2 separate regions of the Homo sapiens genome follow, and region 2 is linked to region 1. Evidence: chromatin loops called from intact Hi-C (ENCODE). Cell type or tissue: HepG2. All regions are shown on one strand. Region 1 holds the start of LOC105371912 (a long non-coding RNA gene). Region 2 has its middle 3.2 kb from the start of PGS1.

Evidence for each region. Peaks named below come from ENCODE experiments on the same cell type or tissue, not always from the same donor. Only the 100,000 strongest peaks of a DNase experiment are listed, where the experiment ranks them.
Region 2: it touches region 1 in a loop (6-fold over the local background); 29 of 110 quality-filtered maps call a loop at or near these places.

What each region holds. Positions count from the first base shown.
Region 1 is chr17:78,314,452-78,316,951 of GRCh38, reverse strand. LOC105371912 (a long non-coding RNA gene) reads right to left here and starts at 1,236. Exons shown (of 2, transcript NR_188632.1): 1 at 1,164-1,236. RefSeq lists silencers at 1,228-1,277, 2,485-2,500 and enhancers at 1,090-1,384, 1,348-1,547, 1,061-1,819. In HepG2, a CTCF peak has its summit at 1,390; a DNase peak (open chromatin) is centred at 1,211; H3K4me3 peaks cover 188 bases; H3K27me3 peaks cover 2,500 bases.
Region 2 is chr17:78,374,151-78,376,650 of GRCh38, reverse strand. No RefSeq gene overlaps it. Among named protein-coding and RNA genes, the nearest start is that of PGS1, 3.2 kb to the left of the region's middle. In HepG2, no CTCF peak of the experiment used is centred here; DNase peaks (open chromatin) are centred at 690 and 1,170; H3K4me3 peaks cover 802 bases; H3K27me3 peaks cover 790 bases.

The DNA of each region.
Region 1 (2,500 bases):
AACGATTTGGGAAGGGAAGCTAAATAGCTCTTTCCTGTAATTCGAACAACTAAATTATTCATCGAGAGCTGCAGACAGAGATTGGACAGTGACCCGAGAGGCAGGAGACCCCAGCCCAGCCCCATGACCCAGGCACAGGGCCACCTCCCCGGCTCCTGAGGGGCCAGTGCCCGAATTAGAGGGGTCTGGAAAGTGAGCGGCCCCAGGGGTCCCAGAGGGTGGTGGGAGAGCCTGGATTCTAGCTGGGAGATGGGGGAGGAGGGAGACAGGAGAGAGTCAAAGGGCCCTGGCACTCAGGGACTTGTCCAGATGGGAAGGGGCCTGAGTGGCTTCCCCTTGCTGTACCCCCTGCGGCCTGGAGCCCCTCCCCTGACCTTGGGCTGTTGGGGTGAAGCAGGCACGCCCAGAATCCTCCCTCAAGATATGGCCTGGCCTCCTTCTGCCACAGGAGGCTTGGAATGGGGAGGCAGGGAACAAGGGACAACCAAGCTTGTCCCTCAAATTCAAAACAGCCCGCAGTTCACTCCCCTTGATGCCCGGTTCTGGGCAGGGGAGACATGGCTGGGTGAGAAACACCGCCCCGAAGCTCCTGCTCCACCACGCACTCGCCCTCAGCGTGCAGGCCTTGTGCTCCGAGCCGGGAGGGAGGCAGAGACGGCATTGGCTTGGAATGGGATCCTCAAGCATCGTTCTCTGTTGGGGGCCCAGCTCTGTCCATCCGGGGGAACCAACCACAGGAGCAGGGGCTGGGGAAGGGGACCCAGGCGCGGCCGTGGCTGGCCACATCCCGGCACAAGTCTCCTTTTCCAACAAGAAAGGGCTCTGGGAGGAGAGACCTAGGCCTTCTCTGCCTCCCCACTCCCTCCCGTGGTGCACAGTGCCTGGACTTGGTAGGTGCTCTGTAAACACCAAAGGAGCCAGTGGGTGCACAGATCGAGGCTGGACAGACAGACAGATGCAGGGAGGGAAACGATAAGGGGCAGGAAGTGAGTGGGTGCGCGTGTGTGAGGACTGAGATTCAGTGAGTTCGGTGAGGGAAAAAGTCAACAGGGGACCAGAGGAAAAGTAAAAGAGAAAGAGAGAGACCCAGGAGGAGGAGGAGGAGCAGGGCAGGAGGCCCTTTTGGAAACTGGAGCCCCGGGGGGCAGCACGTGCTGACTCACCGCCCGCCTTCCATTTTCCCTGTTTCCTGGGGATTCTCATTTTATTTTCGGGAAAGCTGCCTGCTCTGTGACTAATTTGTTCTTAAACAAACCAAACCCAGGCAGTGGGGAGGCTGGGCGGGGCCTGAGTCACTCTCTACCCAGGGGGGGACCACACCTCAGGGGGTGGCCTCCCCCACACTCCTGAGGGTTTCCCAGCCTTGGCCTGCAGGTGACTCCACTGCTCCTCAGAGACACAGTGCCCACTCCTGACAGGGACACCCTGGGCTGCAAAGAACCCCAGGCTGCTGAGCAAGCTCCTTGGTTATCCACAGCCTAAAACCATGCCTGGCACAGAGGCCATGCTCAGTTTGTGTTTGTTGACTGACTGTCTGACTGACCAACTCTGATTCCTCACTCTCCTCTCCCACTAACTCCTCCTTGAACCCTACCTTTCCCACAGGCCCTCGGCTGCATGACATGGACTTTACTAATGACCACCCTTTACCGGAACCATAATCTCTGCCAAACCCCAGGATAAATGGGTTCTTTCTCTGAATCTGCAGGACCCTGCAGGACCCTGCCTGGCCTCTGGGGTGTGTTCCTAACCACTTTGCCTTCTGGGTTCACTCAGGGCTGTCATCCCCCCGCCTATCTGTGCCCATCTGGCAGCAGAGCAGATCAGGAGGGCAGCCTGCAGCCCCCAGGCCCACCTCCGGGCAAGAGGGAGATGCCACTCCCTTTATTTTACAGAAGAAGAAACTGAGGCTCAGAGAGGTGCGAGGTCACTGGGCCAGGGAGCAGCAGACGCAAGATTTGAACCCAGATCTCAAGGCATCCTCACTTACCCTAGTCTGCCATCTGCTACACTCCACTGCAGGCTGTGAAGCCGAGACCAGGGCCCCGAAAACAGCTCAGCCCTGGGCCTCATGAGGCAGGATGACGTGAACCAGGGGGCGGGTGGGGGTTTTGTCTCCAGCTCTGGGGAGGGGGGCGCCCAGCAGGATACAGCCACTAAACCCAGGTCTCCAAAGTGGGACATGTATAAGACAACTCACTGGCATACGGAAAGGAAAACAACCCCTCTGTTTCTATTTTTTAATTCATCCTCTTTAAATCTCAACTTCTATGGATACATAATATATAAACCCAGTAATAAAGTGCCTATGGTTTATAAATAAATAAATATACACGCCCGGGGAGAAAAGTGCCCCCACCCCCACTGCAGTGGTCGCACCTTGCCTAGTAGGTGCTCAATAAACATTTCTGTGACTGGGGCAGCCAGGAGGCAGCTCTTCCTGTGTCAGGAGACACACCCACCCCCAGCACCTCCTCCAGCCGAGCCCACCTGCGCCCTG
Region 2 (2,500 bases), 60 kb before region 1:
CTGTAATCCTAGCTACTCAGGAAGGCTGAGGCAGGAGAATCGCTTGAACCCGGGAGGCGGAGGTTGCAGTGAGTCGAGATCGCGCCATTGCACTCCAGCCTGGGCAACAAGAGCGAAACTCAGTCTCAAAAAAAAAAGATATGGACACACTGAAAAAAACACTCCAAAGTCCACTTCCACAGATTATGCAGGGAAATCAACTACACATTCCCACAAGAATGTTCATCTCAGCCTTGTTCATGATATCGGAAGTGTGGAAGCAAATCTTCAGGGTAGGGGGGTTGGTTAAATAATGATACATCGGTATGTTGGAAGACCACACAATCATAAAAATAACATGTTCTGGAAGAATATTTAATGACATTAAGTGTAAAAGCCAAATTACCAAGGAGTAGCGTAGAGACCATCTCATTTCATTAAAGGAGAGGAAGAAAGAGGAAATGCGTGTATGTACACAGAAAGACTGAAAGTAAATACCCCCAAATGTTAATGTTGGTTATTTGGTGCCATTAAGGAGTTTCCAAATTGTTGACAATCAACAAGTATTTCAGATTGGCTTAAAGTTTTCTTTTGCGTTTAGATAGCTTTACTAATACTACATGGAATTTGATTCAACCCTTCCAAGTTAGAAATGGTGAATCATCAAATTTCCTAACTTCCAGTAACTAGAATGAGGCCATCCATTGCATGGTTCCACTTTTGCACTGTTCCTGGCCCACGGTTGTTGCAGAGTAAACACTTGCTGTATGGCTACACCGTCATGCTCAGCGGTGAGCGCCACATGGGCTATGGGAGCCTGGTTATCATCCTAGAAGGAGCTGGCAGCTTTTCTGCATGGGTGCTTTGCTGTGCGAGGTACTGAGACAAACAGCCATGGTACAGGCTCACTGGGAATTCCCAACCTTAAAGAAATGCTAGCAACAGACAGCAATATTGATAGCATGGTAAGTCACACTAATAAGTATTTACCCTAAGGATAACATCAAGGAATGACCCAGTCCCTTCTGAAACCACACATCGAGAGCCTCTGGCCTTCATGGCTAGTTTAAAACAGACAGAGCTATCACCAGAGTGAGGCAACCACGACTTTGCTGGGGACACATACATTTTGAGGTTGCAAAAATGTTAAATAATGGTTTTCAGAGATTGTGCAATTTTTAAATGATTCCATTTACAGGATGACAGCACATGCATTGTTCGTGTCAGGAGGTCTCATCTGGGCTAGTTACTGAAAACAAGTAGAGGAGATAAGACCCTCCCAGACAACAAAGGTGACCCAGAGAGCCTGCCTGGGAGCACTCAGGGTGTCCCAAAGCTGCGTGGCCGGCTCTCAATCTGGGTCAGACACTACTGCTGTGGATGGGGTTTCTGGATGCCCATCTCAATGACTGCGGGCGAGAAGACATCTGTCCTCTGAGTCCCCCTCGCCCTCCTGCCCTCACCCACTGCCTTCTCGTTAGTCGCACTCGCTCCTTCCCAGACAGGAGGTGCCAGGGTTAGAAAGACAGGGTCGACGGGATTGACGGCAGATCCCATGTCTTCCCAAACGGAAAAGGAAACCCATTCATTGGAGGGAGAGTTGACGTCAAGGAGTGGTGGGCTGCTGCCCCTGAGAGTGGGGCAGCTCTCCCAGGCAGGAAACACCAGGAAATCCTGAGCCAACAGCCCATGCCTCACTGCCTGTGATTCACTCCCTCAACCGAAAATCACAGTAACACAAGAGGAAGGCCCCTCCTCCTCTAGCTTGCTTGCCTAGAGAGGGTCTCTCCCAAACACAGGGCTGTTAGCAAATTCCAAAGGGAGGAAGTGGCTGTCCGGCCCACCTTCTGCCTCCAGAGATGAGAAACTGTCCCGAGGGGCTGTTCAGCTGTTTGTGAGGAGCCTGTTCTTTGTTAAAAGGAATGCAGCCTGCTTGCTGGAGATGGGATGAAACTGTAACTGCCCAATGGGTTCACCTTGCCTGCTGCCCAGACAGAACTGATTTATCAAGACAGAGGCATTGCAATGGAGAAAGAGTGATTCACGCAGAGCCCACTGTGCGGGAGACCAGAGTTTTATTATTACTCAAATCAGTCTCCCCAAGCATTCGGGGATCAGAGTTTTTAAAGAGAATTTGGCTAGTAAAGGAGCTTGGGAAGTGGGGAGTGCTGATTGGTCAGGTTGGAGATGGAATCGTAGAAGGTTGAAGTGAATTTTTCTTGCTATCTTCTATTCCTGGGTGGGATGGCAGAACTGGTTGAGCCAGATAACCGGTCTGGGTGGTGTCAGCTGATCCATGAATGCAGAGTCTGCAAAATATCTCACGCACTGATCTGCGGTTTTCCAATAGTGATGTTATCCCCAGGAGCAATTTGGGGAGGTTCAGATTCTTGGAGCCAGAGGCTGCATGACCCTAAACTTTTATTTCTAATCTTATAGCTAATTTGTTAGTCCTGCAAAGGCCGACTGGACCCCAGGCAAGAAGGGGGTCTTTTCGGGAAAGGGCTGTTGTCAATTTTGT